5 separate regions of the Homo sapiens genome follow, and all the other regions are linked to region 4. The links are chromatin loops, found by intact Hi-C in ENCODE. Cell type or tissue: endothelial cell of umbilical vein. All regions are shown on one strand. Links, peaks and the distances in the headings refer to the core of each region. The heading gives the core; the rest is flanking DNA. Region 1 overlaps AGPS (alkylglycerone phosphate synthase). Region 2 overlaps PDE11A (phosphodiesterase 11A). Region 3 holds the start of IFT70B (intraflagellar transport 70B). Region 4 overlaps LOC100130691 (Putative uncharacterized protein FLJ44553). Region 5 overlaps PDE11A (phosphodiesterase 11A).

Evidence for each region. Hi-C counts contacts between places; a loop is a spot of excess contacts. Peaks named below come from ENCODE experiments on the same cell type or tissue, not always from the same donor. Only the 100,000 strongest peaks of a DNase experiment are listed, where the experiment ranks them.
Region 1: a loop joins it to region 4, with 12 times the contacts of the local background. A loop is called at or near these places in 12 of 110 quality-filtered maps.
Region 2: it touches region 4 in a loop (16-fold over the local background); 74 of 110 quality-filtered maps call a loop at or near these places.
Region 3: it touches region 4 in a loop (7-fold over the local background); 11 of 110 quality-filtered maps call a loop at or near these places.
Region 5: a loop joins it to region 4, with 13 times the contacts of the local background. A loop is called at or near these places in 74 of 110 quality-filtered maps.

Annotation. Positions count from the first base shown.
Region 1 is chr2:177,486,573-177,493,116 of GRCh38, reverse strand. The region is part of intron 11 of AGPS (alkylglycerone phosphate synthase); the gene reads right to left. Among named protein-coding and RNA genes, the nearest start is that of IFT70B, 63 kb to the left of the region's middle. In endothelial cell of umbilical vein, for the core only: a CTCF peak has its summit at 3,216 (motif pointing left); a DNase peak (open chromatin) is centred at 3,196.
Region 2 is chr2:177,756,200-177,761,199 of GRCh38, reverse strand. All of the region lies in intron 10 of PDE11A (phosphodiesterase 11A), which reads left to right. Among named protein-coding and RNA genes, the nearest start is that of PDE11A-AS1, 85 kb to the right of the region's middle. In endothelial cell of umbilical vein, for the core only: a CTCF peak has its summit at 2,161; a DNase peak (open chromatin) is centred at 2,189; H3K27ac peaks cover 332 bases.
Region 3 is chr2:177,550,323-177,555,322 of GRCh38, reverse strand. It overlaps IFT70B (intraflagellar transport 70B), which reads left to right and starts at 2,527. Exons shown (of 1, transcript NM_152517.3): 1 at 2,527-5,000. The coding sequence starts at 2,560. The coding sequence ends at 4,557. RefSeq lists enhancers at 2,261-2,550, 1,919-2,722, 2,723-3,527. In endothelial cell of umbilical vein, for the core only: no CTCF peak of the experiment used is centred there; DNase peaks (open chromatin) are centred at 2,412 and 4,362; H3K4me3 peaks cover 1,563 bases; H3K27ac peaks cover 3,420 bases.
Region 4 is chr2:177,332,507-177,338,868 of GRCh38, reverse strand. LOC100130691 (Putative uncharacterized protein FLJ44553) reads left to right here. Exons shown (of 9, transcript NR_026966.1): 2 at 170-271; 3 at 4,340-4,476. Among named protein-coding and RNA genes, the nearest start is that of MIR6512, 22 kb to the right of the region's middle. RefSeq lists an enhancer at 1-863. In endothelial cell of umbilical vein, for the core only: CTCF peaks have their summits at 3,723 (motif pointing left) and 6,318 (motif pointing right); DNase peaks (open chromatin) are centred at 3,688 and 6,338; H3K27ac peaks cover 534 bases.
Region 5 is chr2:177,722,756-177,727,755 of GRCh38, reverse strand. It overlaps PDE11A (phosphodiesterase 11A), which reads left to right. Exons shown (of 20, transcript NM_016953.4): 12 at 1-98. PDE11A-AS1 (PDE11A antisense RNA 1) reads right to left here. Exons shown (of 5, transcript NR_136171.1): 5 at 4,467-4,667. Among named protein-coding and RNA genes, the nearest start is that of PDE11A-AS1, 52 kb to the right of the region's middle. In endothelial cell of umbilical vein, for the core only: a CTCF peak has its summit at 2,913 (motif pointing right); a DNase peak (open chromatin) is centred at 3,195; H3K27ac peaks cover 497 bases.

The sequences.
Region 1 (6,544 bases), core at 587-5,586, 160 kb before region 4:
AATTTAATACAGTAAGAAGCTAGACAGGTAGAATGTGAATATTATCTTTCTATATTTAAGAGATCAAGAGCTTAGTTCCTAAGGATTTACAGAGGAAAAAAAGTTAACTTTTCATATACTTTTATGAAGACAAATATCAATGACTTCTATAAAATATTTGGAGAGAAGAAATCTACAGATATAGATAAATAAATACAAACATAAGTTAACAGATTTTAAATTTATCAGCAGAAAAAGCTGCCTAATGTCTGGCAAAGACATATGAGAATATCCTAAAAGAAATACCAGACCCCAAAGTGGATTATTTTAGAACAAAGATGTTTCTAAAACTAAAATCCAGTGCCTCAAGTATTATGCCATTTTATGAACTATACTGTATTTTATCCACAGTAAAGGTAGAAGATGAAGACATTCTGACTTTTAGATGAGCACTATTTCAGGCAAACCACACAGCCTCCAAAAATCACTTAAAACACAGACACATGCACACACAGCTTTATCATATTCCAAACAAAAATTACATTAAAACTATGTTATTTTCTATTTTGTAGTCTTATTAAATGTATAATAGTTTAAAAATGTTAAAGAAATGTACTACCTGAGTAATTTCAAATATTGGCATAAGAGTATCTTTGTAGTTGGGTTGATACTTCTAAAAACGTTACCAGTTTCCAAAAATACTAAAGGAAAATCAGTTTTCTTCACGTTTACAAATCTGAAATGTTTTTCATAAAGTGGGCACATTGACTTCTAATAAAATATACAAAGCCTGATTAGACCAAATTTCTTTTCTTCATAAGTAGAATATACATATAACATATATATTTATATATTCTAGCTTAAGCACATAAGTAAAATATGAGACAGTAACAGCCACTCTGTCATTCATAACAAAAACATTTTAAGTTCCTACCAGCAACTTGTAAATTCCATCTCCTGCTAACAACCACATTCTACCGCACCTTTATCAATGGCAAGTATTATTAATGAAAACAATTCACGTAAGTACACATATATCAGAAAATGGGAGGGGATGGGTGCAGTGGCTCACACTTGCAATCCTAGCACTTTGTGAGGCTGAGGTGGGCAAATCACTTTAGGACAGGAGCTCAAGACCAGCGTGACCAACATGGCAAAAGCTTGTCTCTACTAAAAACACAAAAATTAACTGGGCGTGGTGGTATACACCTATAATCCCAGCTACTTGGGAGGCTGAGGCATGAGAATCACTTGAACCTGGGAAGCAGAGTTTGCAGTGAGCGAAGATTGTGCCACTGCACTCCAGCCTGGGCAACAGTGCAAGACCTTGTCTCAAAAACAAAACAAAACAAAATGAAAAAAAAGGGGGGGGGGGGGAAGGAAAGTATATTACATTTAGTGTAGTAAATTTCTATGGGTATTTAATCTTTAAAACAATTAAAATATGCAAGTCTTGATTAAATCTTGGTTTGCAAACACTATTCATAAAACATATCTTGGAGATAACTGGAATAATCTTATATAATGAATATTAGATGGCATTAACAAATTACTGTTGATTGGCCAGGCGCAGTGGCTCACACCTGTAATCCCAGCACTTTGGGAAGCCAAGGGAGGCAGACTGCCCGAGGTCAGGAGTTCAAGACCAGCCTGGCCAACATGGTGAAACCCCATCTCTACTAAAAATACAAAAAAAAAAAAAAAAAAAGAAATTAGTCAGACATGGTGGCACACACCTGTAGTCCCAGCTACTCAGGAGGCTGAGACAGGGGAATTGCTTGAACCCAGGAGGAAGAGGTTGCAGTGAACCACTGCACTCCAGCCTGCTGGGCGACAGAGCGAGACTCTGTCTCAAAAAAAAAAAAATTCCTACTGATTTTCTTAGACATGAAAATGGTATTGTAGTTATAAAGAAGAACACTATTCCGTCTTTAGGAGACGGTGCTGATGTATTTAGGTTAAGTGCTGTAAAGTCTGCAACCTAGGCTGGGTATGGCGGCTCACACCTATAATCTCAGCATTTTGGGAGGCTGAGGCGGTGGATCACCAGAGGTCAGGAGTTCGAGACCAGCCTGACCAACATGGTGAAACCCCATCTCTACTAAAAATACAGTATTACCCAGCCGTGGTGGTGCATGCCTGTAATCCCAGCTACTTGGGAGGCTGAGGCAGGAGAATCACTTGAACCTAGGAGGCGGAGGTTGCAGTGAGCCGAGATTGCACCACTGCACTCCAGCCTGGGCAACAAAAGCAAAACTCTGTCTTTAAAAAAAAAAAAAAAAAAAAAAAAAGTCTGCAACTTAATTTCAAATGGTCCAAAAAACATATACACGTACATGTTAAACAGAGCAAAAACTTAATTATTGTTGAATATATGAAGTGGATAGACAGGTGATCACTGTACCAGTCTTTCAAATTTTCTGTATGCTTAAAATTTTCAAATTAAAAAGCTGGAAAAAAGGCAAGAAAGCTCCTGGGCAACTGCTGTATCATATAGCAACTAATATTCAATTATATTGAGTGTGATTTTTAACTTGATAATCAAGTCACATAAGCTAGCTATCCAGTATTCCTATTAGTATCAAGGAGGAATAGTAGATGGTAACAGACAAACACTATCAAAACAGAACTAATAAGCTAAAGAATTTTTTTAATTTTAGATATTAAATTATTTTAACATGGACTTTTTTGAAATTATCTAATTCAAACCAACGGTTTTAAAGTCTCATACTTCAATAGTACCAGATTTTTAAAAAGTCAGTAGAGTTTTTCAGTTATTGTCATAACTAAATGCTTATATAAGTAAAGCACTCAAAAATAGCATCTAGGTTGGTTTATGATCTCCTGGTAATTGATATTTGTAAATCACTGCACATCATTCTAAATATATAAAGCTGAAAACATTTCTTATAATTCAAATAATTAAAAGTTACCACTACAGTTAATTAAATGGAAGGTTCTATAATCAAGAGATCAAAATAATGTTACTATTCTTAAAAAACAACATCAATTTGAGTTACTATATGTACAGTTAAGATTAGGTTATGTTTCCACTGCTTTAAAACTAATTTGGTAGGTTTAAAAAAACCACAAAAGATTGCCTTCAAAAGTCAGAGACAGCACAAGTTCTGAGAATTTGAGCTCTAAATTCACTCCCATGTTATTTACTAATGCAGGGCTGAGAGTATTCCACAGATTTTGTAAAGGAGGGAAAAAGGTCCTTGAGTTAAAGTGACCCCTGCTGGTAAGCGATCAAAACTAACCTGAGAGGGAATATTTTTACAAATTTTAATGATGGGTTAATGATAAATTCAGGGAATTCAAGAATACTCAGACAGAAATTGCTTACTAAAACTGAGCTAATGAAATAATTGATTTCTTTCCTGCTACGATAAATGTACCCTTACTAGAATCTCTCAAATCATCGAACTTGTACCTAACTATATTTTATACTTAATAGTCTGAAACTATATGAAACCTGATATGGACTAATACAGAAATATCAGTATACTTTTTGTACTTTAATAATGAAATAAATAACCACGATGACTTCACAACATGGATACAAGACTGACTTAGTCAAATTGCTGGCAATTTCTTCCCTTTAGGGATGCTACAACCAGGAATTTACTTGATTGCATAATCTGAATAGTAAAAACTATTCTGATTAGTCTTATTTACTTAGTACTCTCTGCACTAACTTAAAAAGCAACATATTTCTCAATCCTATCATTTTATTTAAAAATATTTCCTTGGCCAGGCGCGGTGGCTCACGCCTGTAATCCCAGCACTTTGGGAGGCCGAGGCAGGCGGATCACGAGGTCAGGAGATCGAGACCATCCTGGCTAACACAGTGAAATCCTGTCTCGACTAAAAATACAAAAAATTAGTCTGGTGTGGTGGCAGGCGCCTGTAGTCCCAGCTACTGGGGAGGCTGAGGCAGAAGAATGGCATGAACCCGGGAGGCGGAGCTTGCAGTGAGCCGAGATCGCACCACTGCACTCCAGCCTGGGCAATAGAGCGAGACTCCGTTTCAAAAAAAAAAAAAAAGAAACATCAAAATATTCTGCAAAACTGGTTTTTCTAAAACTAAGTCATAGCTCTTACTTGTCACAGAAAAAATCAGAACTTGCAATTCAGATGAGACATATTTGAGAAGGCACCTCTTAAAAGACTAGTTACCAGCAAAATAAATTCAACATTAACATATATTTCACATGTCTGAGGGGTTTCTGCTAACGTAATGTCATAAGGATAAACTATAAAAGTATAAGCATTGAATGGCAGCCATGTAACTCTGGTCCATGGCTAAGGAATGAATTATACTTGATTGAAAACATTTGTTTCCTCAAAGGGTAAATCCACATCCTATGTAGACTCTGGAACAGCCCAAATTCTTGAGCCTAGAGACTACCTTGGAAATAGACTATCAATCTCATGTTGTATCAGAAGCAAATGCTTCAATACTAAACTCCATGTGCTATACAAAAATTTGGGCACAAAAAATTATCATAATATGCAACATCCTCACTAGAAGTGAGGAACCACATATAACTGCATACTATCCATTGCATTATGTTGGTTATCAAGCTAAGAGCACACTACCTCAAATAAGGCACACAACAAAATTGATTAATTTAAAAGTTCAAATCCCAGCACTTTGGGAGGCTGAGGCAGGTGGATCACAAGGTCAGGAAATCGAGACAATCCTGGCTAACACGGTGAAACCCTGTCTCTACTAAAAATACAAAAACAAAATTAGCAGGGCGTGGTGGCGGGCGCCTGTAGTCCCAGCTACTCAGGAGCCTGAGGCAGGAGAATGGCATGAACCTGGGAGGTGGAGCTTGCAGTGAGCTGAGATGGCACCACTGCACTCCAGCCTGGGTGACAGAGAGAGAATCCGTCTCAAAAAAAAAAAAAAGTTCAAAAAAGGCTATGTAAAAAAAGATAATCTGTTAAATGTGAATTTCTGGACATAAAAACTTAAAATGTAGACAAATTCTTCTTCTAACTAATAAGTCAGAGTTGGTATCACAGATGAAATGATAGACTATTTAAGGCTACAGTTATTACTGGTTGGTCATCTTAGAGATGACATACTGACTTACAGCTAGGAGTCCGTATGATAAACAATAAGAACTTTTTATTTTGACAAGTCAATTGTTGCTTGGTTTTAAAGAATAAAATAATACATAATAGGGAGTGAATATTGCCCTCCACTTATATTAAGGAAAAGACCAAAAGATAATGCCAGTCTCCTAATTATAACTTTATAGTTTTTCAGTTTAGTAAAGGTATAATAACTTGTTCTGAGTGGCTTCTGGTAGAGAACATGTCTCATAACTGTCTTAATTTTGCTGGATCAAACAGTAAATGATCCAATTAACCAAACACTTGACTAGGGTTATTCTCTCTGCTTCAGAGAAAAAAACGCATGACACAAAAAAAATGATTTAAAATAATTTCAGTTTCTCTATGTAATAAATACTCCCAAGAATTACTGTTGAATAAAAAGAAGTTTTAAGTGTTTTATAAGGTAAGTGCTAAACCTGACTCCTTCTAATTTATTTGAACTCCTCCAAGATAAATTAAGTTTAAAACAGAACAATTCATAAAATTTATGTCTTCCCAAATTATAATCTAAAATCATTAAAACAAACAAACAAAAAACCCCAAACCTTCATCAGTTTAAAATTGTTTAAAATAAAAGTGATAGAAGGAAGGAAAAATTACCCTCCATCAAAAGGTAGTGGGAAGAAAAGCTGCATTTTCATCTATAATTCTAAAAACCTAGTTCGAAGAAACTAGGTTTTACTGAGAAGAGTTTTGAGAGGAATGAGTACTAATCAATACCAAATACAGTTTTTCCTCTTGTTGGAATAAATGCTCCTCTCAAAATACCATAGGGCACTACTCCTAAGTTTTTATTGAAAACAAACAAAAAAAACCCAAGCTTCAGAAACTGCTTCTGAGCTTGTTTTAACACTCGGTTTTCCTTTTAACCTTGTAAAGACATCGTTATTTCCAAACTAACAATTTTATTTATCTCTTTTAGAGAATAATAACACGTTATATCTAACACTGATATGCTGATTAAAAAACATTATTTTCCTCCTCTTCATAGGCTACAGCAGGAAATGTATTTTCTGAGAACGTCTTAAAAATCATTTACCCATCTACTGAATAAAGGAGGAGATTATACTGGACTGCCACTTATGAGAAAGAATCACATTAATCTTCCACTAAATCCTCCTTTCTAGCTTCTCACAAGGCAGTGAAGTATTGAAAGAGGATACTTGCTCACATGGACAAAGATCGGATGAGAGACTTTAGTAGAATCCTTCTAATGCTAGTATAAGGTTGCTTAATTTATTTCCTTCAGTAAGAATAGTAATAAAAATATACATATAGCCCACTTTGCTATTTGTGAACAGTCATGTATGTTCTTTCCCAAAAGATATTTATCCAAAATTACAGTTTCCCATTTCAAAAGCAACTTGAATCTGAAAATATTGCAAAGATGGAAGTGCTATAAAATGACAGTGAAGAATTACAAGCAACCAAT
Region 2 (5,000 bases), core at 1-5,000, 420 kb before region 4:
ATCCTCTTTGGAGTGTGCTGTAATGATAGTGTCTCTCTTCCCCGCTGGAGGCAAAAGCCCCTTGCCCTTTAACTCTTAGTTGATTCAGCAATCTCTTTACTACTAAATACGTTTCTTCATTCATGTATCCTCCTACCACCACCCTGCTGACTAAATTTTTTTAAACCTATTTTTTTGACCTTCAAAACACCTAATGCTTTGTTATTTGTATTTGTATTTACTATTTTATATAGTTCTATAGTCTGTCTTTCCTGTTTTTGAAATCATGCTCTGGTTTGGCTGTTCTTCCTATTTTTCCTCATTTGGAAATGGATTCATCCAAAATCTTTTAAGTGTTTGTGAATCATAATTCTCTTGGTCTCAAGACACCCTATGAAATAGGAAGTTAGGAGACAATGTCTGGCTGAAGGGTTTTCTGCAGTCTCTGTAGCCAGATCTGCCCTTTTAACAGTCTTTGTAAGACCATGGACACAGTAAGACAAGAGCAAGCAAGTGTATAAAAAGACAAAGTAACCACCAGACCTTTTGGTTAATTTCAATTTCTAGGCTCCAGGTTTCCTCATCTGCAAAACAAAGCCATCTCTAGCTAAAAAATGCTATAATTTTATGAACCTATAAAATTTATCTCTAGGAAGAAAGGGGAAAATAAAACATAAAACAACATAAATGTTGACAAAACATTTAGGGGTTTTTATGATTTTCGCATACTCAAATTTTTTAATTCAAGCTCTGTTCAAGATAGCTCAGCTTGATTTAATTACATATAAGTAATTTCCAAAGCCCCCATGACTATATTATATTTGAAAGGTAATATAATATAATAATACTCATGAGGAAGATGTGTGATTACGTGGGTAAAACAAGAGTCTCAATCTCATCAGTATAAAAACTATACACTAATGCTACCTATAAATGTTTAAATAAGAAAAATGTCTTAAGTACTAAGAAATTGCAGTGTATAAAAACAGGTACATGTCCATTATCTCACTTGAGGCTCACAAAGTCTTGGTGAGGGCAGGGTTAGCATATCTCCATTTTATGTAGAAGGCAACTAAGGATCAAAGAACCAGCAAGAAAAATGGAACCCCTCTGCTTTGGTTTTTCTTCTGCAATGTTTTGTCTGTTCCTGAAGACAATGCTGTTCTTCAAGTGGCGGAGTAGGAAAATGGAAGCAATGTCATGGAGTTTCATTTTTAAGTCATTTCTTTTGATTCAGCTATTATTCTTGAAATCTTGGTGGCATTTTGACATTTTGGGGGTCAAATAAGCATGAATGGTAATGACGTCTGAGAAAGACAGAATTGTTGGCTGAACTCAACATATTGACTTTTAGTAAGACTGTTTATGGTACTCTTTGGGCAATTAATACGTAATGTTGTTTTATTAGAAACTTCTTTTTGTATTGTGGTTGTACTATCCATGTGACTTTTTGCCCTGGGGTTTTAGATTACTTGGGAACCTAAGGAAATTGGAAACAGAAACATTATGGAGACATTGCATCATTCTTAGCAAGAGAGTATATGGTTCATTATTCTGACATCTCGCCTGTCTTCCTTACAGTCTGATTGGCTATCTAGCTGTATCAAAATCTCTTGACATCTGGAAAGCTCAAAGGAAAAAGAGTAGTCCCACTCTATTATCCTGTGCTCTCCAGGCCTGCCAAGTACCTTGTACGAAAGATAACAAGGATATGAGATTGCAAACATCAGTTTCATGATAAAGCACTTGTCAGGTGATAAAGTCTTATGTTTAAGGCATGAGCACTTATGAACTAGAGACTATTTGGGGGAATATGAAGTGAAGAATGTGAGACTGGGCTTGCATTTTTTATAATATTTCCTATAGTGATACTTGATATTGGGAACATCATGGATGGTAATCTGCACATCTGAAATATGATGATTTTAACATAAAACTCTCAAGGTAAATTTTAAAGATTTTTCAGAAATTTTAGCTATTCTGAATTAGCTCCTGATACTGTTTCCATTTGTGTGTGCGTGTGTGTGTGTGTGTGTGTGTGTGTGTGCACGTGCTCCAACTTAACGGGATAGTCATATGATTTGGAGTTTCAACTCTGGCTTTACAAAAGGATCTCATGGCAATTCATTGTCTCCAAAGAGAGAAGCAAATGGAAAATCCCTGAGAAAACAGGGTCTGAGATGAAGCACTTTGGCCACTGGGTGCCATCCTTGCTCCACGTAAGGATTTGCTGAGCCACATTTCTAGGAAAATGGCTAAAACCCCAGAGACAGTAATTTAAAAGTAATATCGAGATATAATAATGTTTGTGTGTACGCATGACCTGGAATATGTTAGTGACATGGACAGCTTATTCATTTGCCCAGGCACGAGGTGGAGGGACTGGGGGACTCTCCCCTTTGGTTTAGCCTTAAGAACAAAGCCTGTGTAAGGCCCTTGTGCTTGCTGTATCCCAGTGAGGCAGCCGGCGGGTGGCCAAGGAGGCACCGTGGAGGTCTGGGGATTGTTGATGAGGTGGTGCAGTAGGCATCTGGAGGTCAGCAGGTCAGATGCTACATTAATTCTTTTTATTGTGGTGTGTAATTGCAGCATGCATGCAGCCAGGAGATTTGAGCCTCGCTGTCTGTGTGCCTGCACTCTATTCCTTCAATGCATTCATTTCCTTGCCAGAGCTGATAGAGCCATCAGGCACTCCTTCTCTTCCTTTTCCCCAGAATACTGCATGTTGGTGAAATGGTAGCTCTGTTGAGGTGCTTTTCGCTTCCCTAGAAGCAATTCATAACGTTCACAAAGACACCACCTTAGCCAGATATCAGAACATCTATAGTCAATACACAACATCTGTGCAGGATTTTTCTGTCTTTGGATTTGATAGCCACAGAGAATGTTCTTTGAATATTCTTTTTTTTTTTTTTTTTTTTTTTGAGACGGAGTCTTGCACTCTCACCCAGGCTGGAGTGCAATGGCGCCATCTCGGCTCACTGCAAGCTCCGCATCCCGGGTTCATGCTATTCTCCTGCCTCAGCCTCCCGAGTAGCTGGGACTACAGGCGCCTGCCACCATGCCTGGCTAATTTTTTTTTTTTTTTAGTAGAGATGGGGTTTCACCGTGTTAGCCAGGATGGTCTCGATCTCCTGACCTTGTGATCCACCCACTTCGGCCTCCGAAAGTGCTGGGATTACAGGATTACAGGAGTGAGCCACCGTGCCTTGCCTCCACAGAGAATATTCTAAGACTGTCATGTAATTCAGGATGATGTTTCCATCCAGGGCCTAAAGCATTTCATTGAGACTAAAAGGAATTAGGCTGTGAACAAGTCAGAATTTTAATAAAAACTGCAAGTCTGTTACAGTCCCACTGTAACAGAAAACTCTAGAATCGTTTCTATAAGACCACATGGTAGAAGGGATCTAAGTTCAAAACAGATTTCACCTCATCCCCCCAGGCTGGGGGCCCCAGCATCTGGCCTCATACTGGCTCTGAAAGCCTTCCCAGAGCAGCATCCACAGGTACTTCTTTACACTCACTATAATCAAATCCACACCCACGAAAGGTGAGAGTCTGAGAAGGGCTGGTAAGAACTTACAGCGAGGCTCTGTTCAACCTATCCAGGGATAAGAGGCTTAAATACTGTTCTGTTGTTAAGCATCTACAAGTGGACGGACTTTAAAATACATTTCCTGGGCTTTCTGTAGGATAACATGATACCAATCATTATACATTTTCAAATATTGCTGTTCACTAAGACAAATGCTATGATAACCACAGCATTTTTGCTGATTCTAAGTGCTTTCATAGCTCTTATTTCATTGAATGTTAACAGCAAGCCTCTGAAGGAGGCATCAGCGGCTCTATCCCATTTAAGGATCAGGCAGCTAAGAGAGATGTTACACTGCCAGTTTGGAGACCTTGGTTCATGCTGCTGAGGCCCTTTTCTTGGGCCCCAGTATATGCTCAGTCTACTCCATGTGACAGTCATCTGGAAAATAAACATTTACTGAACATTTTACCAGCTGCCAGGCCAGTTTTTGGTGCCTTACCTGTATTAATTTATTTAGTCTTCACAAAAACCCTACTATTATTTTTCTTATTTTACAGATGATAAAACTGAGGTACAAAGAGAAACGCCCAGGTAACTACATTGCACACATTAAGAAATTGAGATATGGGTGGGCATGCTGAATTTGTAAGATCCTTTTTGAAATGTCATGGAATGCGTTTTGTTTGAGATTCTTCTCGTCTTGGCTTGACCCTCCTTATCGTCTGATTGTGAGCCCTTGAATAATCTTGGTTTACTTTCTCGATAGATGGGTTCAGGTTTCAACAGACCTTGCTAAGAATGTTTTGGTTTGTTTATGTGTTCGTTTGTTTGTTTTAAGGTTACATAGTTTGAAAAGTAATCCAGCCCCATTGCTTGAGCAGGTATGATTCCTTAGCCTTCAACATTCTAGAATATCAACTTCAAGGGACATGTTTGTGGGCGCTAACAGCACTTATTTTCTCCAAAGGGCAAATTTCAAACAATTCCTGTGCTGAGTGATCCCATTCCTCTTGCTACTAGGTTCATTTTCCTAACACATACTATAATTCACCTCTGGCCTTCCTGGAGATGGAGACGAGTTCTGTGAAAACCAAGCTTTGTGATTTCTGTGGGAACAGGTGGCCGTCCTCAACACTTGGGCTTAAGTTTGTCAAACAACTCCGTAAACCACTGAAGCTGGCTTTTGAGGAAAACCACTTTTTACTCTTCCCCTCACCACCAACAGAAAAGATTTAGAATTCAGAAATGAACGAGAAGAGAGTGAGAGGCTTTCTGTGATGACATTTCTCCAATATGAATTTAAAGGGAATTTCTTTCCCTTTAAAACCATGAAGAAATTTATGCTTCTGCCTGAAATATCTTTTAAACCATCAGTGGTCTTCTTGAAAACAGCTTTACTCCGGTTCTCTGAGGAGTTGTGTGTGAGGGCAAAAGCTGGTTATTTTGATAACCCCTGAAAGACCAGGGGCCCACTATTCTA
Region 3 (5,000 bases), core at 1-5,000, 220 kb before region 4:
TGGGATTACAGGCATGAGCCAGAATTTTTAAATTAAGCCTTTTGCATATTGTTTCCAAGGGACAAGTGTCAATCAGGCAGGCAGTAAGCAGAACACCCCCTACTCCTTGAATATTGAGCAGCACTAGCCAGCATCTTTCAATCTACAAACACTTCTGGATTGAAAACTGGATAAGGCTGTAGCTGAGATTGGGGAGAAAGAAGCCTTGAAATAGGGTTACAGAAGCCTTCCTCAACTGCTTTCCCTGGTGTTCTTGCATGGTCCAGAGCTACACTCAACCTCTCTAAAATGAGTGCACTTTGTCCCTTTCTTGGTATTGATGCAGTAGGAGGTTTCTTGTCTGTTCTCATCTAGAAGGACAGAACTGTGGCAAACTTCTCAGCAAGAGAGAAGAATACAGGAGTACGTGAAGTCAGCTGCTTTATGGTATAGCATTCAGATGCCTACTGAAGTTCCTTTTTAGGTATAACAGGTGACCATTCCCAACTAATCACTTTCTAATACTTGCTCACAGTTACGACTTAGGCCAAGAAGTTCAAATTTCCACTGGCCAACCCAAGGTGGCTGGTTGCTTTAACAGGAAAATAACAATATAAAAAAAGCAAGACACTAATATTCCCCTATAACTGGGCCCATACATGATAGATAGAGTTAATTCATCAGTGACTATTACCTACTGAACTTAGCTTTGGAATTTCATGATTCAGCTGCTTCTTATCTAGCTGTGTCATCTCAGGCAAGTTGCCTAATCTTTCTGATTCACATGTTCTTCATCAGTAATATGCAGAATACAGGGTGGTTATTATGATTAGAAATAATATATATAGGTGGTCTAATAGAATGTGATGCAATATGGTTGGTGTTGGCTCCAAAATTTATATGTAGAAAAGATTTATGAACAGCAATACTGTTGAAGAGGCAGTAAGGTACCTGCATTGAAGTATTTAATTATATAGCAAAGACATGCTCTGACTTGGACTGTTTATCATGGGTGGTAGTGAGGCCAATGGACATCATGGAAGACTACAAAAGACAATGCTCTGTCCCAGGCCACCATATGATAGATGTTAATGAATTACAACTATTATTGTTACCTTGAAAACTACACTATTTACAAGTACCTCACTGGGATAAGCCAAATTCATATTTTGCTATCTTGTCTATGTCCCTAATTCTTGATTGAAAAATTGTATTTATTCTCCCTTAAAGTCTATGGTCTCCAGGTCAGTTTATCTAGGGGTATTTTTTAAATTGGTGATTAAATATAATTTTATGGAATAATTAAGCCCCTAGTTTTTCACAGCCCCATCATGGCCACTAATAAACTGAAAAAAAATTATACAAAAATAGCCCCAGGATAATAACATGGAATCTACAGCATCTATTCCAAATATATAACAAAGAATGAAAGAAAACCCAGAATGATATCTTGTACAGTCTAGCAAACCTGCATAGAAATCTTCAAACTAAGAATCTGGAAAAAAAATTAAAGTGTAGGCAATCTTTTCTTATTTTAACAGAAGAAAATCCATATTTATCAGTTCAATATCCAAAATCCCTAGAAGGCTGAAAAGTACAAACTGAGCATGTGTGTCTCTCACACACCCACACATCACTGGCTGACTAATTTAGTAGTTAAGAGAGAAGAGTAAAAATGCATAGGGAAAGGAGCACATTTTAATGTCTTGGATTTTCCCCTCTTGGAAAAAACTGAAGTCATGCATTTCTCCAACGTTTCTACCTAGTAGTGAAAGTTGGAACTCCAGCGCAATGGGGATGGCCAAGGGTAAACGCCAATATATACTCAGTAATATTTGTTGTTACGGGAAAAAAGAGCGGGAGATACTTGGACCTAAAACCGAAACTCTCCCAGTACCAATCAAGATTCACAGTCCTTTTTCCTCATTAACCTCTGGAAACCACCAAATTAAGGATTCCTGCTCGCCGCTCTATTCCGTTCTTACAAACTGTGCCCTCGGGGTAGTGCAAAAAAGAACGTGCTCTAATTCCAGGGTAATTCCAAGAGATAACTCGCCTTTTGCCATCCCGGTTCTTTTACTGAAACTAAACCAAAAGCCAGCATTATTATCGACCACACCGTGTACCAGGCTCAAAATCGCCAGGAACATGGGGCCGGAAACCTTCCTCCGCCGCGCCAGAGACCACGGTGCCATAACAGACACAGTGAGCGCCCCTCATCTTTAAGAGGCAGGGAAGGAGAGTTACCCTGCACCCCCACGGGCCGCCGGTTCGGTAGGTACAGCCGGGACTACGTCTCCCAGCATGCAGCGCGGCTACGACCCGCGCCGCGGAACCACTGGAACGGTGCATGCCGGGACGAGTAGATTCAGTCTCTGAACGGCCCGGAGTAGTCTTTCCCCTCCTGAATGCCGCCACTCCGCAGTCCAGAGTATTTGAAGATCAAGCTGAAATTGAGAGACTGACGAGAGTGGTCCCTTTTTGTTCCTAACAGATTTCTTGCGACAAGGAAACCGGCAGTCTTCCGCTTCCGGTTGCTCTGTTGCCATAGTAACCGCACCCATAACAGCCGTGGTGGTTATGGCTGGCCTGAGCGGCGCGCAGATCCCCGACGGGGAGTTCACCGCGGTCGTGTACCGCCTCATCCGCAATGCACGCTACGCCGAGGCGGTGCAGCTGCTGGGCGGAGAACTGCAGCGGAGCCCTAGGAGCCGCGCCGGCCTGTCGCTGCTAGGCTACTGCTACTACCGCCTGCAGGAGTTCGCGCTGGCGGCCGAGTGCTATGAGCAGCTGGGCCAGCTGCACCCGGAACTGGAGCAGTACCGCCTGTACCAGGCCCAGGCCCTGTACAAGGCCTGCCTTTATGCGGAGGCCACCCGGGTCGCCTTCCTTCTCCTGGATAACCCCGCCTACCACAGCCGGGTCCTCCGCCTGCAAGCTGCTATCAAGTACAGCGAGGGCGATCTGCCAGGGTCCAGGAGCCTGGTAGAGCAGCTGCCGAGTAGGGAAGGGGGAGAGGAAAGTGGGGGCGAGAATGAGACCGATGGCCAGATCAACCTGGGTTGTTTGCTCTACAAGGAGGGACAGTATGAAGCTGCATGCTCCAAGTTTTTTGCCGCCCTGCAGGCCTCGGGCTACCAGCCTGACCTTTCCTACAACCTGGCTTTGGCCTATTACAGCAGCCGACAGTATGCTTCAGCACTGAAGCATATCGCTGAGATTATTGAGCGTGGCATCCGCCAGCACCCTGAGCTAGGTGTGGGCATGACCACTGAGGGCATTGATGTTCGCAGTGTTGGCAACACCTTAGTCCTCCATCAGACTGCTCTGGTGGAAGCCTTCAACCTTAAGGCAGCTATAGAATACCAACTGAGAAACTATGAGGCAGCTCAAGAAGCCCTCACTGACATGCCACCCAGGGCAGAGGAAGAGTTGGACCCTGTGACCCTACACAACCAGGCACTAATGAACATGGATGCCAGGCCTACAGAAGGGTTTGAAAAGCTACAGTTTTTGCTCCAACAGAATCCCTTTCCTCCAGAGACTTTTGGCAACCTGTTGCTGCTCTACTGTAAATATGAGTATTTTGACCTGGCAGCAGATGTCCTGGCAGAAAATGCCCATTTGATTTATAAGTTCCTCACACCCTATCTCTATGACTTCTTGGACGCTGTGATCACTTGCCAGACAGCTCCTGAAGAGGCTTTCATTAAGCTTGATGGGCTAGCAGGGATGCTGACTGAGGTCCTCCGGAAACTTACCATACAAGTACAGGAAGCAAGACACAATAGAGATGATGAAGCTATCAAAAAGGCAGTGAATGAATATGATGAAACCATGGAGAAATACATTCCTGTGTTGATGGCTCAGGCAAAAATCTACTGGAATCTTGAAAATTATCCAATGGTGGAAAAGATCTTCCGCAAATCTGTGGAATTCTGTAACGACCATGATGTGTGGAAGTTGAATGTGGCTCATGTTCTGTTCATGCAGGAAAACAAATACAAAGAAGCCATTGGTTTCTATGAACCCATAGTCAAGAAGCATTATGATAACATCCTGAATGTCAGTGCTATTGTACTGGCTAATCTCTGTGTTTCCTATATTATGACAAGTCAAAATGAAGAAGCAGAGGAGTTGATGAGGAAGATTGAAAAGGAGGAAGAGCAGCTCTCTTATGATGACCCAGATAAGAAAATGTACCATCTCTGCATTGTGAATTTGGTGATAGGAACTCTTTATTGTGCCAAAGGAAATTATGACTTTGGTATTTCTCGAGTTATCAAAAGCTTGGAACCTTACAACAAAAAGCTGGGAACAGACACCTGGTATTATGCCAAAAGATGCTTCCTGTCCTTGTTAGAAAACATGTCAAAACACACAATCATGCTTCGTGATAGTGTTATTCAAGAATGTGTCCAGTTTCTAGAACACTGTGAACTTCATGGCAGAAACATACCTGCTGTTATTGAACAACCCCTGGAAGAAGAAAGAATGCATGTTGGAAAGAATACAGTCACATATGAGTCTAGGCAGTTAAAAGCTTTGATTTATGAGATTATAGGATGGAATATATAGTAATAGCTGATAGTGGCATTTATCAAATGGCTTTGTTATGTAAATTTGCATCGCTTTATTTACCCTTTGGCATCTTTATATTTGTTACATGTTGAACTTTGTACACTTATGCATTATAAAAAAAAAAGTAGCTAAAACTTTTGCTGTTAAATTTCCCAGAAAGTGACATATTCTAAGAACTTTTACCCCAGGAGTTATGAAAAATTCCAAACTTATGAGGAATGTTTATATCAGAAGTTGTAATACGTTTGTTTCCTTTCCTCTGTTATCTTTTGTGCTTTGACGTATCTTGAGGGGTCTTTGCACAAGGATTACATCATTCAGGGACCAAGCACTATCTCAGTAATAGTTAAGAGTAGTCTTTAAATAATCATTTCAGGGATTGTGTGAGAGTAGTCTCACAATTTACACTCATTAATTTGTAATGCATACTTTTTATATAG
Region 4 (6,362 bases), core at 1,343-6,342:
TTGGTAAGGAGCTCAGGTACAACAGTTTATCTCTCACTTTAGAATTATAGCCAAACATGTTCTGTATACCACTGGACCCTTGAAAAATTCCCACTCGAGCGCTCATGTATTTTTTTCAAGGTATCCAAGGTATTTATTGCTTTCTACTCTTTTGTCCCCACTTGTATAGGATGAATAATCTGATATCATGTGAAATGAGGAAATAAGAAGCTTTCTGCTGACTTCATTTTGACCCAGGGTCCAAAAGGTGATGTAATCCTGTGGCAAGAAGGTAAAGCTATATTCTTGTCCGTACCAGATGAAAGTGAACTATCTCTGCTTCATCATTCACAACTGTCCTAATAAATGGCCACAAGTCCCTTTGTATTCCAGGAGGTAGACTCAAGTAGGCACTTCCTCGAGGGTACTCAGATTTCCTTTAACTGTGTCTGAGAACGCATTCATATCTGGAAATTGGATACCGTCTCTCTTTTCTAGACATAAAGGTTTTGTTTGTTTGCTTGTTTGCTATACAAATCAAGTAGAACCTTAGTGACTGCTTATTTATTTCAGTCCTGGGGACTCCATGATCAGTTAGTCACCTCCCAAGAATCCATGAGTCAGAGCATTCTAATTTTCACACTGACCTACTAACTTTCAACTTAGCCCCATGCAAATGTGCTACCTAGACCATGTCACTCTGGGATCCTGCCATCCCTCTGAAACTCAGTAAGCCAAATTCAACTGTAGCCTTTTTTCAGCATCATCGCTGGTCTACGTGAAACGTTCTCTAAATCACTTTTATACTGACCCTTCCCTCATAGATTTGTTTCTCAAGGCCTTTGTAAAGAGTGTTTTCTGGACCTTCTTATGATTTTTATTTTAATTAGAGACAGGGTCTCGATATGTTGCCCAGGCTGGCCTCAAACTCCTGGGTGAAGTGATCCTCCCACCTCAGCCTCCCAAGTAGCTGGGACAGGTGTGAGCCACTGCAACTGGCTAGACCCTTTTTTGGAAGACAAAATTGAGGTGGGTGGTTGGGTCAGATATGACAAATCTAATCCAGCATTCCTGTCTCCTAAAATTTAAAATTTTGTTCATTTACATTTTACCTAAGAGATTTGCATCTCAACTTTATTTTGTATGACTCACCCCTCAGTCTAAATGTCAATGAACATTTAGCAGAGCAAACAGAATTATTCCTAGCTTCTCAAACTAGAATAATCCAGAATCTCTTGTAAGCCCTATTAGTAAATTCAACCCAATCTCAAATCATGTCCTCTTCTTCTTCATTCAACATTCTTAAAATCAATTCTAACTCACATCCCACAGATTAATTAGCAAAGTTCTTCAATTTCTTTGGTGCTTGAGATATATCTTACTGAGCTTCACTTTGTAAACTAGCCTCTTGAAGCACAGTAGAATTTTTTTGGGGGTTGGGGCGGGGGACGGAGTCTTGCTCTGTCACCCAGGCTGGAGTACAGTGGCGTGATCTTGGCTCACCACAACCTCCACTTCCTGGGTTCAAGCAATTCTCCTTGCCTCAGCCTCGCGAGTAGCTGGGATTACAGGCACCTGCCATCATCCCTGGCTAATCTTTTGTTATTTTTTTGTAGAGACAGGGTTTCACCATATTGGCCAGGCTGGTCTCAAACTCCTGACCTCAGGTGATCCGCCCACCTCAGCCTCCCAAAGTGCTGGGATTACAGGTGTGAGCCACCGCGCCCAGCGAGTTTGACTCTAATTACAGATCTGGAGATAGTGCAGAGTAAGAGTAGGGTATAAGAGAACCTCCTATAAGGTAACTCCCTCAAACTAGGGAGTTTCAGCCTCTTCAAACAAAGGAGAAATAGCTTTATAATAAAAGCTTCAGCTGCAAAGAAGGCTGAGAGTTTGGGGGCAAGGAATCTCTGCGTTCTTCAAATTCTCCCCTATATAGCATTTTAATTTTAAAGATCTTACTCTTTCGGAATCAGCACTTTAACATATGCTCTTCTAAGACCCCAGGTAAGGAGGTGAATTCGACTGATTTGCAAATCAGCAATCAACAAGAACAAATATTGGTTTATAGCTATCTCCATCCTAGGGCTATAAAAGTTTCTTTTAACAAATTCACAGCTTGGGTTTCAGTTCATGTTTTAAGATGAGAATTTAGAGATTTTCATTTGTTAATGTCTTCAAATGAAGCAGCTAGCCTTAGCACCCAGCTCTTGAATTCCTCATTTCCTTCATACTGTTCTGTGACAACAGCAATTCTCTCCCCCATGGTCTTGTCTTTAATACCCAACTCAATCCTAATGCTCACAGGCATTAATTTCATTAGCTATTTTACTACTATAAGCTGTGGGTTTCCAGAGTCTCATCTTTGAATATTAATTGGTTTTTATTATCTTCAAACACAATGAGTCTGCATACCCAGATTCTCCTGATTTCCCTGAAAGTCTGTTGTGTGTAACCGAATCCCCATTACCAGTTTCTGTACAAGTCAGAATTCCTATTTGCCAGCATTAGTAACCAATTCTAGGTAGATTAAATAGAATGGAATTTACTGAAAGAGTAACAGTATCTATATACAAAGTTATTTGGGAAAGTTAAAAATCAGGCTCAGAAATCAGACAGGAGCCAAAGGAGGCTGGCAGCAGATGAATCAGCCAAGGACCACTGAAGGAATAGTCTGATTAGAATGCTGCCAGAACTTGGTGAAGAACTGTTATAGGAAGAGCCTAAATAGAAACTAAGGACAGTGCCACCACCAGACATTCTCTTCTCCTGAATTACTGACATCATCACTGTCTCAGTAGATAGCTTGATGGTTTCTGCATCTTTGCATCACTCCTTCTGGATTCAATGTGGGAATCCCACTGGACAAACTTCAGTTATGTGCTGATGTCCTTGCTGTCTAGAAGAGGAAGATATGCCTTTTTTCAGTTCCTATAACAGGAAAAGTGTTGAGATGCCAAATACCAAAGCACACAAACCCCAGACACACAAACACATCCAGGACACCATACTTGGGTTTGTTTCTGGACTCACTGTTTTATTGGTTTGTTTGTTTATTTTGCTGTCATTATGCTACTGTTTTAATTTCAGCTGTTTTATCTTTTTTAAAAAATCTAGCAGTTAAAATCCTCCTTCCTCTCAAATGGTTGTCTTTTTTTCTTGACTCTTTTCAGTTTAACTTTTCTCAAGGAACTTCAGAACTCTTTTGTAAAGTTTCAAAAAAAATTCCATTGGCATTTCCATTGGAATTGTATTATATTTATGAATATATTTGGGGAATAATTAAAAAATTTTTAAATGCCGAGTGTTCTTATCCAAGAACATGGTATATCTCTGTTTAAGCCTTGGCAATTTTATAGTTGTCTTCACATAGATTTGACATACTTATTAAGTTTATGTTTTTGTTATTCTGGTAATTACAATTTTTTCCACTTTGTTTTCCTTTAAAAGAGTTTCAAAGCCCCCCTTTTGGACCACAGAAAATCTTAACGTGTTATAACCTAACTATGCAAATAGCTCTGTGATTCTAATTTCTCTTTTAAGCAATATAAATCATTGAACTACATTCTTCCTATGTTTATCCAGCTTTCCTTACCAAATTAAATCTCATACTTTGTAGTGTAAATTTGAGTTTGAAAGTTAAAGGTAAAGAATGTTTTCCAGGGGACTAAAACAGGAAAAATACTGTCAACAGAATTGAATAAATTGGAAGATGGAGGCCACTGCGCTAGTACTACAGTGCCCCCTAGTGGAAAAAAGGAAGCATGGGCATGTTTATACCAAGAATGACCCCAGTCTCTCTTCCACAGGCAATTAGAATCTGGAGGTGTGTTAGTGGTCAACTAGGTCAACTCCTCTGGCTTCCAAAAAGGGAAACTGAGAAACAAAATGAAGAAATGACTGGCCCAAATTCACATTGTCAACCCAAGGCTTAAATCCAAGATTCCTAACTCTCATTTTTCTTCCTTTTTGCTACCCTTTCTTTTTTCTTCCTTCCTAGTTCAAAATATATTGTGCTCTTATTATAAAGCACAATATATTCTAGGAATGTGTTCTAGGAATACAGATATAAAGAAGATTTAGTCGTTGCCTTCAAATCTAGTTTTACTTCAAGCCTAATTTTTTTAGCCATTTTCAGGGAATGAATTTGTTGGGGAATGACCAAACAACTATGCAGGGGAAGGTTCTCAATCATCCACAAATTGACTCACAATATGATTAATTAATTATTGAGTTTTAACTGGAAAGTACAATCACAAATGTGAAAATTGCCCTTGATCAGATTCAGACCATTTCATGAGGAGGTAAGGCATACTTTCAAATGGCCTGCATTAACCTTAATCTTATTTCTCCTTTGCAGATTCAAAACTGTGGACTATCTTGCAAAAAATACAAGAAGATATTGAAAGTTTTCATGAGTGCCTACCACCTAATCTCAAACACTATCATTCATATGTGCCTCATTGAGCAAATCTTTAATGAGGATCTATATGCCAGGTATGTGCTAAGCTCTGTGCTTAGTGTGGCAAAGAGAACAGATATGGCCTTGAGGTTTCTGCTCTCACAAAGCTTATAGTCTCCTATTTGTGTATGTGTAATTCTCTAAAGCTCAGGAAAGCTGTTTTCCTCATTTTTCTTTGGCATCATATTTTTAGGCTATAGAAATCAGAAAGTACGCAAACATTTTCTAAAATTACTCTGCCCCACAAAAAGGGAAACAAAAATAACAATTTGGGGCCAGACAGAACTGGATTTGAATTCCAAGCCTGCCCTTTACAAGCTATTAAACAAGCTTATTCTCTGAGCCCCTGTTGTTTTCATGAAGTGGAAATAATATGTATCCCTTGTAAGGGATCATATCCTTATTAATACCTAAATAGAGACATTACTTTTTGAGTCAAAACTATGAATTATATGGTCCATCTCCTAAAATGCAGAAAAATTATCTAAAGAGAAGCATTATTAATATTGTTCACTTAGTTTCATCAAGAATGTCACTTTCCAGAATTAATACAGACAGATATTCTTTGCCATTGACTTTTTCTTTTTTTTTTTAAATAAGGTGAAATGCTCTAACAATGGATGCCACTATAACAGAGTTTCTGTAAGGCTATTAGTTTCTTTTTCCATGGATAGTTTCCATGGCCTTGCTCCACATAAACTAAACCCTATTATTTCAGTTATGATGACTAAATCTAGTATGACCATTATTTATCTGTATAAGGGATCTTGTAGTAATCTGTGTATAAGCTTATCACTCCATCTATTTAATGATTTGACTAAGTCAAGGATCATATTTTATTTCTCTCTGTTCTCCCCTCCCAGTGGTACCTTACACAGAATTAGAGCACACTAAATGTGTTCTGAGTAAAAAGACTATCTTACTATGTGCTGTTTGACATGTAAGCTGAGAGAGAAAATTTGGCATATGTTGTAGGTAAACTTACTTTGTTTTACCTGGGAGTAGCAAGTATCAAACAGATCCTACTCCTGTTACAATCCTGCTAGAGAAAAAAAGTAGTTAAATTCCCCAGTCTCTACTCAAACCAAAACAAAACTTCAAAAATATTGAGACACAGAGAGAAGGAATAGGATGGGGTCAGGGAGGACTGGTGTTTCTGCGTAGTGTGCATGCAGCAGGCTAATGTCCTTTCCCTGTTGTAATAGCTCCGAATGTAAGCGCCACACAACACCAGGTCTATGAAAAGCCCAGGGTTTCAAGGTCAAACAAGTTTGGGAAAGCTTGCCCAGCATTTTCCTCTCTTGCAAGCTGGCAGTGGACACTGGTAAATTAAAGCCTATAAAAACTGCTTAACATTGTTTTACCTTGCAATCCCCAAATTCATTTGACCAACGTTTCACCTATAAACATCCCGCAGATCTGGTAGATTCTGTGGAAGGCACAGACTTCAGGAAACTGCTCCACTGTGTTGAAAGGACTTCTTTCTCTTGTTAATTCACACACAAAAAGCTGCCATTTTATTTCCAAATCCTACAGAACTGGGAATGTGAGCATTTCCAGCAATGTTTCAACTGTAGAAAAGTGAGACCACTTTCTGACAATTTAGAGGTCCCAGAAAGTTTATACAATTGAATTTTAGGTATGTAAGGAGTCAGTTCGAATCCAGGAAATGGCTTCCCAGCAATGCCTGGAATGTCCTCACAAAAACTGAGAAACAGATATCCAAGTCCTGTTTTGGATCTTGGAGGGACAGAGAGAGAGAAGAGAAAAACATAAATTTATAGTCCCAAATCTCATGATGTTTCTTCCAGTTTTCTACAAATAAATACACAGTATCCACTTTCCCTGAACTCCATCTTGGGACTTTATTTTTGCGTGTTTCCAATTCTCCTCTCTAGATGGCAGCACAGATGAAAAAATG
Region 5 (5,000 bases), core at 1-5,000, 390 kb before region 4:
GGTGGCTTTTGACAGTGAGGAAAAACTATCGGATGGTTCTATACCACAACTGGAGACATGCCTTCAACGTGTGTCAGCTGATGTTCGCGATGTTAACCGTAAGTGTGCTTAGTGATGGTGGAAGATCATTTCTCATTCGTAGGAACTGGCAGGCCTTCTCCTTTACATTTCCATTTCTCTGAAAAATTACCATGTGATCATTTTATGTTGGAACTTACCTACCCTGGTTATGAAAGTATATATGTGCCAGCAATTTCTGAGCTTGAAAGCTGTAACATTGTTGACCCCTTGAAGCCAGTGTAGCCTTGGAATGATTACTTGAGCTTCTGTTCAGTATTTTTTCTTGGTAAACTTGTTCTTTTACAAAAGAAATGCTCAGATTTTTAAAGTAATCTTTTTGCAGAGGAAATGTAGTTGAGTAACAGAACAAAGAGATCACTGGATATGACTCTCTTGGCTGGTGGAAAGCCAGTAGGGAGGTGTGAACATCACCCGCAGGAATATGGAAATCCTGAGAGGATGCTTATTTGAGACAATGCCCAGGGAGGCCAAGGAGAAAAGAGGGGTAAGAGTGCGCACTCTCCAGGTTTAGGGCTTACTTGCCTTAAAATCTCGTCCCGTGGGGTTTTAACCCAGTGATGGTGGCCAGTCTGTTTCACGGAGATATCTAGTGCAGCTGGGCAGATATAAGCCTTGGAATTTAATCTCAAAGCAAATGTTTGTGGCAAATATTGAAACAAATCCTCTATTTACTTCTTCTGGCAAGAAATAAGGCTTTTTTTGGCATAATTTCTACTACATTGTTACACTATCATCAAGTACAATGTTTTCTGGCTTAAATATGTTGGTTTCTTTGGCTTCATAGTTATATATACACACATGTGTACGTACATATCTGTGGGTGTGTGTAAACATATTGCCATACAAAAAAAAAGAATGTGAGTCTTGGACTCTTCCAACATAAAATAAATACCTTATATTTTTGCACCCAGACTAAAATTTAAACACAAAATCAGAACGCCAAATGAAATGCATTTTCCTTTGGTCCAAATGAACAAAGACAATTCTGCTTCTTTCTCAAAAAAAAAAAAAAAACTCTGCCTCATTTTCTGCCTATTAAAATTTTACTCATCCTTTAAGGCATTCATCTAGTGCCAGTTTTTCTACAAAGTCTTCCCCTTTCTCCCAAATCATCAATAATTACTTCTTTCCCTGTACTGTATCTAGTACAACACATCTTTCTTGCTACTGTGTATTTTAAGTTACAAATCTGTCATCCTCCTATAGAGTAAGCTGCTGAGGGAAGAGATCATTTCTTGTTTTTTCAACAGCATCTACTTATTTGCTCAACCACCATTTATTGAGGGTCACACCAGCACCCTGCACTCTGTCATGTACTTGGTGGGTTTTCAAAAAATGTATGTTGAATTGACATGAGCTGAAATGTGCATCTAGCATAAGATGGGGCCAGAATGTCTTTTATACTAGGGACTTGTGCTTTGGGTCCTCAACTGCTTAATAAACAGGCAGACTGGCCTGGGAAAACTGGACTGATTCCATTCTTCTGTTGCATCCACCGTTAGAGGAGTGAGCCATCAAGTGAGAAAGGAAGGTGCTTTGAACCATGAGGCTTAATAGCTCAAGTAACAACCATTGCTTGGAAAAAAAAAATCTTCATTTTGTTTTTCCATATCCTACCTCAGTAAACAAGGTATAATGTTTTGTGTACAGATTTCATATGTCTGGCCCACAGAGGACATTCAATAAAAAACTTTTTAACCCATTATTTGGGAAAACCTATGGATTTATGCGAATTGCCAAAATAAGTAAGTAGGAACCCTGTTCAATGAAGGAAAAAGAAATGGCTGTGACATTTTTGAGTTAGAAATGTCAAGGACAGAGACAGATTTTTATAACAAACCTTAAAATAGTTGGAATAGGGGAAACTGGCAAGAGCAGCAGGGTCACAGTGGACACTTAGGAGCAAAAGGAAATATATATCCAGTTTTCTGCAGTGGGTATTTCCATTATATGGGCAATTTTGATCCTTTCCAAGAAATTGAAGAGAATAGAATTCTTAAACTATGTCACCACAATGGGGATGCTCATATCGTCAGAATATTTCCAGGGTACAGTTGTTTTTGCAAGTATGCTCAGCAATCTTGAAGAGCAGCATTGTTGGAGAAGGCTTAGGTTTTGTTTTTTTGCATTCATGCTAACACAGAAAGAGGAGACTTCATTGTCAAATTTCTCTAAGGAGGGTGGGTGGAGGAGATCACAAAACAAAAACATGACTTCAGAAAGAATACAACGTTATTTTGTTCTCCTTCACATTGTATTGAGTAGCCACATCTGGAAAAGATAGTATTTTCTGCTCATTAAATTTTGTTGAACTTAACTAAGGGTTACAGTCAGTTAAAAGTGTCAACATTTGTTTCTCTCTAACGTAAGTATCTTCTCCAAGCTTGACTCTGGTCAATCTGGTTAATCAGAATTTTTTAATTAAGAAAATAATTACAGAAGTAACAAAGACGACTCAATCAGTGTAGCTAAAAATAAATTTAACTCGCTCATCAATTCTCATCTCTGGAATGTGACTCGGCCTATGGTAAAATGATGCCCTATTTCTTACCACCAATGGGCACTCATGCTTTTGGCACTCCTGAAGATTCTAAAAGCCTTTCAATGTTTTGATCTTATCAGTGATTAAAATTCCATTCCAGTGATCTCATATTTCCTGTCTGTGGGTTGTGTTAGAACCAAAATTCTCTATTAATCTGGGGGGAAAAAAGAAAGAAAAGAAAAGAAACTCACCATGTACCAACCATTGGATTCAACCTGGGTCATGTCATAAGGCTAAGAAAGCACAGCGTGTGTGTGCTGAGGCTTCCTCTAGATGGCGCTCCAAGGCAAAGTTTCTCAGCTGGTTTCCAGAAAAGGGGGAAAAAACCTTACCCACCTTCCTTGAAAGTGCTTCTTTTCTTCTAGCACAGGGAATACTGAGGTACACACCCCACCACAAAATAAATGTTTTTCCTAAAAGAGATAGCAACAAAACCAGTCTGTCGGAAAAGAGCATCTCCCATCAGGATGGGCCTGTTTTATGACTGCCACCTTGCATACCGTGCTGTTAAAGTGAATAATAGTGTTCTCCGTGTGACCTTAAATCTGTGATTGTGTATTTTTCCAAGCCTATTGTCTCTGGGAATGGGGAAATGCATAGTTGTGTGTCACTGCTGAACAAATTTTGGCACCACGTACAACAGGACAAGCAAATTATAAATATATGCCCCAGCTTCCTAACCTTTAACCCTAAAATCACTTCACGGGTGGAAAATAAACTTATTGACTCAGCATTGTGTTTTGCAAAAGTATTCAGGTTCATGTGTAGGTAACAAAGCGGTTTTGTTCCTTTAGAAATTAAAAAAAAAAAGAACTACTGTGTAGGACAGGCAAATTGATATAAAATGATGAACATTTTATTCACTGGGAACCCTGTTAATGACTTATTAATTTGTTCCATGCCTCTGGTCTGAAATTTCACATTTATAAATTTGAAAGCTTCAATGTTATTCTTTGTTTTTAAAAAGATATTTAGATAGTTAAAATTTCCCAAATACTTTGAATTCCTCTGACAAATACAGTAGGTAGTGACAGTTATTATTTGTGGTTAAAATGAGGAAGAAAACCTGCAGATGAATGATCATCATATAAATTTTCTTTACTAATAGAAGTTTATAGAACAAATATTCCATCATGCACATACATAATAAATAAATTATAACTATAAATACATGATAAAAGATGAGGGACATATTTCTTATATTCACGATGTAGACTAGATATCGGAAATGACTCTGCTTTTGTTTGTATTCTGTAAAATAAAAGGCATGTAGTGGTGCCAAGGTTGCAGAGACATTTTTTTCGGTTTTATAAATGATGTATGAGCTCTGACAGATTTTCCAAGGGGAAAAAAAAAGATTTCTTTAAGAGTCAGTATTCTTTACTATCCCATAAATGTACTCATTAGCACTTTGAGCCATGCCCTGCATCCTGTAGGGTATCAATAAAGATTAATTGAATGAGTGAATTTAGTTTAGGGTAATATTATTCAAGGAACCATGTTGCTCAGTGTCCAGTTAAAAAAAGCTATAAAATGGTGAACAACTATTATTGCTTGAAATCTTGTTCTTTCTTCATATCACACTAAGGTTCAGCTAGGGTTCATATAGAATATTATGATCTTGCAGAATTCACTGGATATGAAAAGAGAAGAGCACATGATCACATTAAAATTTATGGTGGTGCAGGCAGCGTGGCGCTGGTGGGGAATTGCAGTTAAACACTAATAATAACCAAGTATCACAGCAAACACATTGACACCCCCTGACATTTACTGGGGGCTTCTTAAATCTTAATGTGGAGGTAGCGTGTTTAAATCCATATTTGTGTTGTCAACAAGGTTATTTTCAGAGATAAGCCAAACCATTTTATTGATAATTCAAACTAGAAAGCAGAAGGGATGTTTAGGGAGAAAATCCATCCTATTTACCAGCTTGAGGCTGATGTTCTGTCCTCTGACTGCAGTTTCCAGAAAAGTCCTTGATTTTTGAGGTAGAAAATTCATTCTGGAAGATCTTAGAAGCACAGCTGAAACTCCTCCCTCCCTGTCCAAGAAATACAGAACCAATTGAAATTTTAAATAAAATATTTTTACTCAATAATCAGAATCCTAATCTCAACAGAAATCAAATTCCTTTGTAGACTGTAACACTGGAAGTTACAGAGAGATCTAGATGTTTTGTTCTGTAACTGACTGAAATAAATTAATAAACAGTAATCATATTTGTAATCATCAAACATCATTTTTACATTGTATTTCCTTATCAAAAAAGTAGTAACTTGTTATATTTACTTTAAAATAAATGGCAGCATTATTGTAATACTATAATAAAATCTACATGATAGAATAACCAACTCTTTAATCTTCATGCAAATGT